Linked DNA regions of Homo sapiens: regions 1 and 2 are each linked to region 3. Evidence: chromatin contacts called from ENCODE Hi-C or POLR2A ChIA-PET data. All regions are on one chromosome and are shown on one strand. The core of a region is the stretch at or near the end of the contact, and the rest is flanking DNA. Distances in the headings are between cores, read along the strand shown. Region 1 overlaps DAGLA (diacylglycerol lipase alpha). Region 2 has its middle 46 kb from the start of SYT7. Region 3 has its middle 13 kb from the start of DAGLA.

Region 1 (3,886 bases), core at 77-2,576, 33 kb before region 3:
GTCTCTAAAAACAAAACAAGAAAACCTAACCCCCCACTGACTGCCGCTGTGTGACCTCAGCAGGCTCGGGGGTGAGACTCGGTAAAGGGCAGGTTTTCGGGGTCCTCATCCACCCCCTTCCCTGTGACACAGAACTGCCCTTTGCCAACTTCCCTCGAATGTGAGAACAAACAAGATATACTGAGGGTTCCTTAGAGGAAGGCACTAGAACAAGCCTCAGCAATACTCCTTCCCTTTAAGCAGAGCCTTGGGCCCCTGCGCGCACACATCCCCACCACATGGGGGCTCATCGAATCCCGGCTGCTTTCCTCCTCCAGGTTCGTACAATCCACGAGACCAGAGGAAGACAGCAGGTGCCTGAGACATGCCCGAGCCTCGGCAGCTTCCCTACCTAGAGCAGAGGGAGAGGCGGGCAGCAGGCATGCAGTAGGGCTGGGCCTGGCAGCGGAGAGGCTGGCTCCTAGTCCCCATGGCCCCTCAGAGCCCAGCCTCCTCTCTGCTCTTCTGGGGCCTTGGTAGGACACATGAGATCACGTCTGGGCGGTGCTCAGGGCGTCTGAGAGAGAAAAGGCCCAAGGGATGGAGGTGGGATTAATTATGTATTAGCACGCTTCTTTATTAGCACTTCTGTTTACTGCAGGGCACAGTGGAAAACACATGGGGCTTGGTGTCAGAGAATCCAGGCTGGACATGGGGCCTGGCCATTCAAGAGGTGTGGGCAAGTCACAACCTCTTTGGGCCCCGGTTCCGGGAAAAAGGGGATGAACAACATCTGAGCGATGCTGGAGAAAGCATGACACAAATCAGATTTCCTCACCTGTCAGTGGGATTGCAAGAACACCAGCCTCCCAGCATCGCTCACTGTGAGGTGGCCAAGTGCCTGGCCCGGGGCCACATGTGAGTGACATGCAGGGGGTCTCGTTGCTGGAGGAGCAGGGAGGTGCAGGGTGAAAGGCCTGAGGATCGGGCTATTGGCAGTGCCGTTCAGGCTGGCACTCTCTGGGTGTGTCCCAGGTGGGTATGCTGGGCCAGCTCTCCTTAGGCAGATACCCACAGCAGCAAGAGAAGGAAGGGGCTGTGCAGGACTGCAGGGAGGGAGGCACCCGGCTCCTTGCCTGGCTAATGCAAGCCTCTCTTTGGGGTCCCAGCTGTGGGAGAGAAAGGGCTCCCTCTTCCCTAGGATGCCAGATCCATCAGCAGCTAATTATCTAATCTGTTCCCCTTGGCCTGAGGACCACGATCACAGGCTCAAGGAGTCACTGGCCATGAGCTGAATCTGACAGAAAAGGACGCTTGCAGGCCACACCCTCAGGAGGGCAGGTGTTGGGGAGGCAGGTCCAGGGCTTCCGCCTCCAGGGCTGGCCCAGAGGCTGGAGAAGTCCAAGTTCAAGTTCCTGGGGCTGACTCATCAGAAAGAGGGTGAAGAGAAGGTCAGGGCAGGGACTGGTTGAATCAAGACAGGCTCTCCTTGCAGGAGGGCCTGCAGACAGGCTGCTGCAGAAAAGGAAGGCGCAGACGTGTCCATAAATACTCCCAGATTCAGTTATGTGCTCCTCTGCCTCCTGCCATACAAAAGTCTCACTGATGCATCCCGTCACCCCCACAACCCAGGACCAGTGCCCCAACAGGAGGGCTCTGGGGGCCTCTCCAGCTCCTTACTGACAGTCCGGCTGCTGCTGCCGCTGCCCTGGCACGCCAGGCATGCCAGGCCCAGGCACTGCCAAGTCACATGCTCTGCGCGGGCGAGGCCGGGCACTGCTGGGGCAGCCTTGGGGATGCAGGGTGGTGTGGCATTCGCAGGCAGTGTGGGTCTGCAGAAAAACGGAGTGCCCAGAGGCAGCCGGCCACCTGCCTGCCACCCTCCCCAGCCCCACCCTCCTTCCAGGGGAGAAATCCTTGGGCAAACAGTCAGCCAGGTGTGAGCAGCACAGCTAATGCAGGGCTGGGAAAAGCAAACACGGAGGGCCTCCATGCTGTGGGCCCGCTGCCCTATGGGGTGGCATTCGGGTGGCCCTGCCCACAGCTGCCATTGGTGTCCCCAGCACTCTGCCTACAGTATTTGGAGGGTCTTCCAGGATGAATGCTTTGGCCTTCCCTCCACTGTACTCCCCGGAGGGGCCTGACTGTGAGGTGACAGAAGCAGCGCAGGGAAGAACAGGCAAGGCATGAGTCTGCAAAGGGTGAGGCGGACCTAGGCCTGGAGTCTCTGCTGGGCCATGCCTTGGCTGGGTGACTTGGAGCAAGTCAAAGGACCTCAGGGCCAGGGATGCCCACCGCACATGGCCTTTGTGAAGGTTAAATGGGATGAGGCCCATGTGGGACCACTGAGAAAGGATTTGGCACAGAAGAGGGTCTGGATATGTGGGTGCTCAGCTTAGTGCCACCTGTGGGTGTGGGGTGGAGCCAGGGCAGGTCGCAGTAGGAGAGGCAGTGCCATGGAGGTCTGGCCCACACACTCTCCCAGGGCATGCTCACCTGGCTGATCTGTGACCCCCTGGCCTTAGCTCCAGGGCAGTAAGGCCAACACCAGACTTCTGGCCTGTGGCTGCAGGGCCAGCCAGGAGGGAAGGATGGTCCAGTTCTATTCTACCAGCAGGGGCTGCTGCGTCTACTGGCCCCAAACTCAGGGCAGAATTCCCCCCAACTGAGAAAGGCCTGTTCCCCCAATGGCTCCCATCCAGGGCTTCAGCTTCAGGCTGGCCCCCACCCATACGCAGCCAGAGGAGGCCCTGTCTTTCTGAGGGTGCATAGCATGTCCTGCTTTCTCTGCTCTGCTGTGCACCACAGTTGAGCGTGCTCTGCAGGCGGTCTGCATGCCTCTGTGCCCTTGCACAGTCTGTTCTCTTTGCCCAAAAGGCCTTTTCCAATCCTGCTCCCCTGGGAACTCCTCAGTGTTCCAAAGCTCAGCCTAAACACAACCTCCTCTGTGAAGCTGCCAGGGCCCGCCAACCCCCAAGGGCAGACCTAATCAGTGCCCCCTCCATTCCGGGCTCCCCACTGGGCTGGGAGCTCCAGGAGGGCAGGGCTACACTCTGCATCTCTGTGTCCTTGGCACCCAGCACCACGCCTGGTGCCTAGCAGCTGCTCAAGAAATGTCAGACAAGGCCCCCGGGCCAGCTCCCTTGCTCCTCTCAGATCATGCTGCCGGCACATTTGGCCAAAGAGACTCAGAGATGGCATGTGGGAAGCAGGGTAAGAGTGAGCTTCCCCAGGGAAGCAGGTGGGGTACGAGGTTTCCTTTCCTTTGGAAACTGTCCGTGCTACGTGCACCAAGCTTCACCCACTATCAGAAGTGGCTCTGGAGGCTTGCAGGCTGCCTCCCCATCTCCAAAAGCAGAAACCAAAGTTAGCAGGGGGGTGAGCAAAGGAAAGGGAAGTGCACCGGAACTGCAGAGAGAAAGGCAGTTGTGGCTGCCATCTGCTGTGAGCAAGATGTTTGGAGAACATGCGCTCCTCATTCTGAGGTCTCCCAGCCAACTTGCAGAGAGCTGGGCCGCCCCTCTGCAGATGGGAGCCTGCAGCTCAGCCAAGCTGCAGAGGCACCACAGGAGAGATGTCAGGGACCCTGCCTGCCTGCCCTGACCCTCTGGCTGGCCCAGTCTGACCTTCTGATTCTTGAGCAGACTGGGGGCCAGGATGCCAGCCCAGGACAAGAGTCACACTGCCTTTTCCAGGGAGCCCCCAACAGGCTCTGAGAAGGCAACTCCACAATAAGGCTGATGATAATGTAAACATAAGGGTGATAAGGGCAGTAGTACCAGCCATTGCTCACTGAGAGCCCAACTAGCTGCCAGAAGACCTGGTACTGGGAACTTCCAGTCATTATCTCACTTTGCCCCATGACTCCCAGGGGAGGAGGAAATGGAGGGTCCAAGAAAGGGCCCTG
Region 2 (4,013 bases), core at 1,305-3,804, 40 kb after region 3:
TCCTAGCCTCAGAGTCAAGTCCCCCTGGGCCTTTCAAGGCTGTAAGAGGTGATTCTAGGGGCTACAGCAATAGAGACCCAGCCAGAGGGAGCAGGAGGGCTCCAGCCCACAATTCCAGGAGCCCCACGGCCAGCCACCTCCGGAGGAACACACGGCCTACGTGAAAATAGCCCGCGGCACAGCCACAGCACCTGGCGTGGCTGAATTCCTCTCCTGCCCCGCTCAATGCCCAGCACCAGCCCGACACTGCCGTAGAGGAACTCGGGAGCTGCTTGCATTTCAGAAAGGGCCCCTTCACCACAGTTAGAGAGCAAATAAATGGGTCCTCTGGGGCTGGGGCTGGGGCTGGGATTCCCTCTGTAGCCCCCTTCCCCACTGTGGAGGCCCCTTTCCTCCACACACCCTCACCCCTGCAATTCCTTACCTGGAGCAGAAACAAGGTTCTACCCAGGCCATGGGGCCTGGCCATGCAGGTCAGCCCTGGGTCCTGGTGGAGGACCCAAAGTCTCCCTGCTGAGGACCAACGTCCGGTGGCCCTAGCTGGGGTGACATCACACAAGGGGCTCGCACAAGGCTTCTGTCTTCCAGGAAGGAGATGGGAAGAGAGATCTCCCTGCAAAGGCTGGAAAAGAAATCACGTCCCAGAATTGTTGGCAGAAGGTTAATTGGATGCATTTGTAAGCTTGTTCCTGGGACAGGCATGTTAATAGCACTAAAACATCTGAAAACTTCCAGAGCTACACGGAGGAGTTAATAGGCCTGGAGAGTCCAAGGTTACATTGAGGCACCTCCCAGCAGTGGAAAGAGCAGTGGACCAGGAGCCTGAGAGCCTGAACCCCTGGCTCCTCACCACATCTCACTGTGGTCCCCAGGCAAGCCCTGGCCTCTCTAGACCTGGAAAACATTAGTGTGGAAGGCGGGTCGCCTGGGTCGTCCGAAGGAAGCCTCACTGTGGTCTTGTGTGGTGATGTTATCATTATTTCCGTTTTGTGGAAGAGGAAACTGAGATTCCTCAAATGAGGTGCAATTTGCCACTGCTGGTGCTGGGGTCAGTACTGGAGCCTGACTGCATGCCAAGGGCTAAAATCACAGGGCTGGACCAAGGGCCAGCCAGAATAGACGTTCCCTTGGTGTCCACTGGGAGGCGCCCTAGACTGCTTCTCCTAGTTGGCACCAGCACCTGAATCCCTCAGCCAGAGTGGTTTCCCCTGAGTGATCTCTGGACAAGGTGGGACTGGGGGCTGCCAGCTCCTGGGGCAAGGTCAGGAAGCTTCCTGGTCCTCCCTCCCCATCCTAGCCACCTCCATGAAGGAGCCTCCTGCTCTCACCTTCCAAGGGCAAGGGAGGGAAGAGTGAGGTTTCAAACCTTCCCTCCTCAGGCCCCTGGGGAGCCCATGTATCAGATTGGAGTCAGCTATAAATGTCAGAGGCTCAGAGAGGGTTAGTCACTTGCCCCAGGTCACATAGTCACGTCCGTCTGATTCTGAAAACCTAAACTTGGTCCTGATTCAGGCGAGGCTCACGGCAGATGTGGTGGGATTCCGTCGGTCACATGGCCCACAGCAGGCAAGAAGGTGCTGGTCAGCTGGGCCTGCAAGTCCCACTGGTGGCAAAAGGGCTGAGTCTCGTAGAGGGGGTTCCTACAGTCACTTGAGGGTCCAGGGCTGCGTGCAGGTAGTCAGGGCCAGGCATGGGAGCTCGTGAAAGGGCAGGAGGAGGCATTCAGCCAGTGGATGTCCTTGGCATCAGGGTCCGTGTCTGTATCTGAAAGTGGGCATGTAAGTGGGGGATGGGGTGGAGGCAGAGGGCTGCGGCTCAGGCCCAAGACCCCAGGTCATGCTCGCTCAGAATTCAAGTTTGTCAGCTTGTTAGAAGAATGAGGATGGTGACAGCCGGGGATCTGGGGAGGAAGGAGGCCTTTGGAGATGGGAGTTGGGGAGGCTGTGATTGGGGGATGTTGAGCAATGGCTTGAGGAAGTCGAAGGATCAACCTTCCCGAGTATTCCGAGTTGGTCTGGAGCTGACGGGGAGTGGCTGGGCTGGGTGAGGGGAGGTGACAGTGACATTGAGTTTGGGGACACAGTGCTCATCTCTCCCTGCTGGGCTTTCTGGAAGGTGGAGGACAACAGGAGGGAAGCCGAGCATCCCAGGACAGAGCTTTGCAAAGTTACAGCTGGTTCCTGCCCTCTATACTCAACTCTAGCAACTGTGACTCTCTCCTAGAGCAAGCCTGACCCTACTGAGACCCCTACCAACATAGAGACCACCTAACCCAACCCGTTACTCAGGTCACCTCACCACAGCAGAGGCAGGAGCAGGCCCAGGGCTGGAGAGAAGCCCATCCCCAGGCCCCAGGGCTCACAGCAAAGCCAAGGAGACAAGCAGCCACCAGGTGCACCGGATTAAGGCTGTCCAGGTAGGGGGCTCCATTTCCCCGTAGACAGAGGTAGCCAAGGGGACTATAGGGCTAGAGGAGGCATCCTGGAAAATCCCAGCCCTTCCCCAGCAGGTCACAGAACCGGCTCTCCCAGCTGAGGCCCTTCCCTCCCAGCAACATGTCCAGGGGCACCTGACTTGAACTATAAATAGAGGATGACGGAAGGCTCCGGAAGCCCAAGGGAGGGCAGGAGAAAGGAATTCTGATTCTCCCCCAGCGAGGCCCTGCAAGGCTGCACTGACAGAGCAATCTCTTCGAGGTTGGATAGGAGTGCCCCTGGCATTGGAGGTCCAGGAGGGCCATTCAGGCAGAAGGAACAGTCTGGGGAAGCAAGGAATGGAGCAGGCAGGTGGCTCTGAGAGGCTGGACACAGGCTGCAAGGGACTGCGGCAGTTCCTGAGACCCAGTGGCCAAGGGCCCTGAATGTCAGGCTAAGGGCTTTGTTCTGGAGACCTGAGTCTTGGTCTCAGGGCCGTTCTGGTTTTGTGGTGAGGAGTTAAGAGTAACACACAATGGGGGGAGGGGGGAGGGATAGCATCGGGAGATATACCTAATGCTAGATGACGAGTTAGTGGGTGCAGCGCACCAGCATGGCACATGTATACATATGTAACTAACCTGCACAATGTGCACATGTACCCTAAAACTTAAAGTATAATAAAAAAAAAAAAGAGTAACACACAAGGCCGGGTGCAATGGCTCACGCCTTATAATCCCAGCACTTGGGGAGGTTGAGGCAGGTGGTCACTTGAGGTCAGGGGTTCGAGACCAGCCTGGCTAACATGGTGAAACCCTGTCTTTACTAAAAATACAAAAATTAGCTGGGCGTGGTGGTGCACACCTCTAATCCCAGCTACTCGGGAGGCTGAGGCAAAAGAATCGCTTGAACCTGGGAGGCGGAGGTTGCAGTGAGCTGAGATTGTGCCACTGAACTCCAGCCTGGGCAACAGAGCAAGATCCCATCTCAAAAAAAAAAAGAGTAACACACAAGAACATGTAACATACAAGAACAAGGTCACCTGGAGCAGAGTACCAGAAAGTACATGGCCATCTTTCCCCGTGGAATGGAGGAATACCATGGTGTGCCAGAGACTATAACTATTCCCCAACATCTGTTCTGTCTTCTTTGCCACGGAACCCCTGATTTTTGCTGGGCAAACAACCCCCTGAAATACAAGCTACATTTCCCAGCCTCCCTTACAGCCAGGTATGGCCATGTGTATAAGTTGTAAGAAGAAGTGCCACTCAGAGGCAGCAGGTTGCACCCTGTTACCTCTTCTCCCTTTCTGCTGGAAAGGAATATGCATGTGATTGCTCGAGCAGGAGCAGCTATCTTGGATCATGAGGTAGAAGCCCCATGTTAAGGATGACCAAGCCACAAGAAGGAAGTGATCTGGGTTTCTGATGTTTGTGGAGCTGCCACACCAGCCCTGGACCAGAACCTCCAAATATTGTTTACTCGAGAGAAAAATAAACTTCTATATTATAGTTTACCACACAGTTTCTTAAGTTTTCCTTCAGATGAACATAACCTAAGCACATACAGGAAAGGAATTAGCCTCGAAAGAAGAACCTC
Region 3 (3,890 bases), core at 654-3,153:
AAAGAACAGCTACTCTATTGACAGAGTAGGGAGTTCTCGAAAGCAATAAGAGGAACGTGTCCACCCTCGGTACAATACTCATTTATATATAGGATTTAAAAAAGATCATGGGGAGATGTGCTCTGCTACAAGGGTTTGTGATAAAGGATTACTTTTCTTAATTACTGTGTTTTGCAAGAATCGATATTATTATCTTCAAAGCAAAATTAAGAATGCTTCTGTTCTCATGGCATCAGGATATCAGGACACTCCTCTAAGTCTGGGTCTGTTTAGTAAACGTTATCAATCTGTTTCCTTAACCGTAACATCTAGAGGCTAGGAATAGCTAACTTTCTGGGAATGCAGCCCAGCAAATCCCAGCCTCATTTTCCTAGCCCTCAATCAAGATGGAGTCGCTCTGGTTCGAACGCCTCTGACAGAAGACTTGCTTCTCCGCTGTTAATGTGGAATGGGCTCCGCCTTTGCCTGTTGGAGGAGCCTCAGGAAGCTCCGCAGTCTATCCCAGCTCTCCCATTTGCAAACCTCCCTGGGATGGACCCTTCTGCCTTTGACCTTCTCATCCCTTTCTGGTTGATTCAAGGAGTTTCCAGTTCTGAGGATGACAGTTTATGTCTACCTTCAGACTCATCGGGAAAGCAGGGGTGGGAGCACCCCACTCAGGATCTGAGCCCCTGATGTACTGACCCCAGGTAGTGGGGATCTGGAGCATTGGGGAACAAAGAGCTACGTGGGGCTCCAAGGCAAAGCCCAGGCAAAAGCTGAGTTGTTCTCTGAGCTGCTGCTTTGTTCTAAGCCCAATGCCTAAGGCTGGGTTGGATCTGTCAGCTGTGGGCCCCTGCAGTGCCCTAGACTGCTCTCCAGAGTGCAGTGTCCTTGTGATTACTTGCCAGTATCTGTCTTCCCTACTAGAATCAACTTCTGGAACAAGGGACAGGTCAGTCTTGCTCCCAACTGTATCCCCAGAGCTTGGCTGCTGGCTGAAGTAGGGGCTTAATCAATATTTGTGTAACCAGTACATGAACCCTTAGCAACCATGAACTCCAATCCTACTGTTGTACAGATAAGAAAACAGAGACACTGAGAAGGGACAGGACCTGCCTCAGGTTGCACAGCATGGTGGGGGTTGAGTTAGGAATAAAACTCACGGCTCTGATTCCCACTCCAGGGCTCTTTCCACTCAAGAGCACTAGGAGCGCCCTGACTCCTATGCCCACCCTCCCCATCCCTCTCACCCAGTTCTGAGCCATCAACTTCTCCAATCAAGATAGCTCCCCAGAGGTCGGGCGCGGTGGATCACTCCTGTAGTCCCAGCACTTTGGGAGGTCAAGGCGGCAGATTGCTTGAAGTCAGGAGTTCGAGACCAGCCTGGCCAACATGGTGAAACCCCGTCTCCACTAAAAATACAAAAACTAGCCGGGTGTGATGGTAGGCGCCTGTAATCCCAGCTACTAGAGAGGCTGAGGCAGGAGAACCACTTGAGCCAGAGAGGCAGAGGTTGCAGTGAGCTGAGATCACACCACTGCACTCCAGCCTGGATGACAGAGTGAGACTTCACCTTAAAAAAAAAAAAAAGATAAAAAAGATAAGCTCACCACCCCAACACACGTACATTCTCTCTTCCCAAGGCTTCCCTGTCTGTAAAGGATCAGCGTGACCCTGGCTGTTGGCAAGGAGGTAGGCAAAAAGGGGAGGAGAACTGTATTCTGTGGGAGACACAGAAGTCCCTCTAGCCAGAAGCCTCCTCTACCTGAAAGATTCCTGGGTGAAGAGACCCTGCCAGATATGCAGGGAGCCAGGGCTTCTATTTTGATAGGCCTCACAGAGGGGGCTGAGAGTGGACTTTGCCCTCTCTCTCCTGCCTCTTATCTCTGAGAAAGGGCTGCTGTTGCCTCTAAGCTCAGAGAGCCTGCTGCACCCCCCAAGGCCAGCCATGAGTCTGGAAGGTCCCTAACTGGGATTTAGAGCTGGCTCTGAAGTGTGAATCCCTCATTTTCTAGTTGTGGGACTCTTTATGAGGCTCAGTTTCCTAATCAGGGAAATGTGTTCAATAATGTCCTCTTTGGGTGCTGTTAAGGATTCTAGGTGTGGTGCTTGGTGCACGGTAGGTGCTCAGTCGAGGTGCTTTCCCTGAGCTTTTGCCCTGGGGTACTGGCGACATTCAAAGCTGAGCTTGAGCAGCTAGCAGAAACTCAAGGCTGATCCCTTGATTGGGCAAACTGATGTCATCCCATCCTCTGCTGAGGTGTCAGCCAGAAGGTGGCCTTTTTGGTAAATTCATGAATGATGATGGCTTCCTAATGGGCCCCCAAAGGAGCCAAAGCTCCTTTCAGATACTTTTCTGCCTTGGGAAGCTGATGTCAAGAAGGATCTGCAAGCCCTTGAACTCCAGGGTGCTGAAGGCAGGTTTGTGATGGGGTCTCAAAGAACAGGACCGGCTAGAGGAGGAGGGGGAAATCCAGGAAATCTCAGGGAAGCCTGAGCTCTCAGAACCTTTTTTTTCTTAGTAGCTTTAAAAAAGAAATTGACGCAGGGCACGATGGCTCACACCTGTAATCCCAGCACTTTGGGAGGCCGAGGCGGGTGGATCACCTGAGGTCAGGAGCTCGAGACCAGCCTGGCCAACATGGTGAAACCCTGTCTCTACTAAAAATACAAAAAATTAGCCGGGCGTGGTGGCAGGTGCCTGTAATCCCAGCTACTCATGAGGCTGAGGCAGGAGAATCGCTTGAACCCAGGAGGTAGAGGTTGCAGTGAGCTGAGATCTCACCATTGCACTCCAGTCTGGGCAACAGGAGGAGACTCCGTCTCAAAAAAAAAAAAAAAAAAAAAAAAAAGAAGGAAAAGAAAAAAAAATTGATCATGCTAAAATATACATAACATTAAATTTGCCATTTTAACCTTTTTTTAAAAAAAAATTGACAGGGTATCCCTGTGTATCCCAGGCTGGAGTGTAGTGATGTCATCATAGCTCACTGCAGCCTTGAAATCCTGGACTCAAGGGATCCTCCTGCCTCAGCCTTCAGAGTAGCTGGGACTACACGGTGTGCCACCATACCTTGGCTACATTTTTATTTTTGTAAAGATATGGTCTCACCATGTTCCCCAAGCTGGACTCAAACTCCTGGCCTCAAGTGATTCTCCTGCCTTGGCCCCCCAAAGTGCTGGGATTACAGGCATGAGCCATCGCACCTGGCCCTTTTAAACATTTTTAAGTGTAGAGTTCCGGCTGGGTGCAGTGGTTCATGCCTGTAATCCCAGTATTTTAGGAAGCTGAGGTGGGAGGATCCCTTGAGCCCAAGAGTTTGATACCAGCCTGGGCAACATGGCGGGACACTGTATCTACAAAAAAAAAATACAAAAATTGTCCAGGCATGGTGATGCACACCTGTAGTCCCAGCTACTTGGGAGGCCGAGGTGGGAAGACAGCTTGATCCCAGGAGGTTGAGGCTACAGTGACCCAAGATCACACCACTGCACTCCAGCCTGAATGACAGAGCAAGACCCTGTCTCAAAAACACTTTATTGTGCTATCATTACCACCACACAACTCCAGAACTTTCTGACTTCACAAACTGAAACTCTGTTCCCATTAAACAGTAACTCCCGTTCCTCTCTCCCCCCAGCCTCAGTCACTAGGATTCTACTTTCTGTGTCCATGAATTTGACTATTCTAGATACTTCATAGAAGTGGAATCATATTATAAATATATATATATTTTTTCTTTTTTTTTTTTTTTTGAGACAGAGTTTCTTTCTGTCACCCAGGCTGGAGTGCAGTGGTGCGATCTTGGCTCACTGCAACCTCGACCTCCTGGGTTCAAGCAATTCTCCTGCCTCAGCCTCCCAAGTAGCTGGGATTACAGGCACCCGCCACCATGCATAGCTAATTT

The links. A loop is a pair of places that touch in the nucleus more often than their neighbours do. ChIA-PET counts read pairs that join two places held with the same protein, here RNA polymerase II (POLR2A). Pooled maps may share reads with other maps.
Region 1: a map of HepG2 shows a loop between it and region 3 (2.6-fold over the local background). The contact joins two enhancer-like sites. A Hi-C loop is called at or near these places in 2 of 168 maps with a recorded cell type or tissue (CD14-positive monocyte and HepG2) and 2 of 50 pooled maps. POLR2A ChIA-PET finds 5 or more read pairs at or near these places in 6 of 52 experiments (Caco-2, HEK293T, Panc1 and 2 more).
Region 2: a map of Caco-2 shows a loop between it and region 3 (2.0-fold over the local background). The contact joins two enhancer-like sites. A Hi-C loop is called at or near these places in 1 of 168 maps with a recorded cell type or tissue (Caco-2). POLR2A ChIA-PET finds 5 or more read pairs at or near these places in 7 of 52 experiments (A673, BJ, Caco-2 and 4 more).

What each region holds. Positions count from the first base shown.
Region 1 is chr11:61,697,912-61,701,797 of GRCh38, reverse strand. All of the region lies in intron 1 of DAGLA (diacylglycerol lipase alpha), which reads right to left. Among named protein-coding and RNA genes, the nearest start is that of DAGLA, 19 kb to the right of the region's middle. RefSeq lists enhancers at 175-700, 1,228-1,753, 1,754-2,280, 2,807-3,333, 3,334-3,859. Within about 2 kb of position 1,326, at least 19 of the 41 ENCODE cell types and tissues checked have a DNase peak (open chromatin) inside an H3K27ac peak, as active enhancers do.
Region 2 is chr11:61,625,451-61,629,463 of GRCh38, reverse strand. It overlaps the pseudogene RPLP0P2. Among named protein-coding and RNA genes, the nearest start is that of SYT7, 46 kb to the right of the region's middle. RefSeq lists enhancers at 1-821, 2,177-2,737, 2,738-3,300 and a silencer at 1,013-1,307. Within about 2 kb of position 2,554, at least 11 of the 41 ENCODE cell types and tissues checked have a DNase peak (open chromatin) inside an H3K27ac peak, as active enhancers do.
Region 3 is chr11:61,665,089-61,668,978 of GRCh38, reverse strand. No RefSeq gene overlaps it. Among named protein-coding and RNA genes, the nearest start is that of DAGLA, 13 kb to the left of the region's middle. Within about 2 kb of position 1,903, at least 2 of the 41 ENCODE cell types and tissues checked have a DNase peak (open chromatin) inside an H3K27ac peak, as active enhancers do.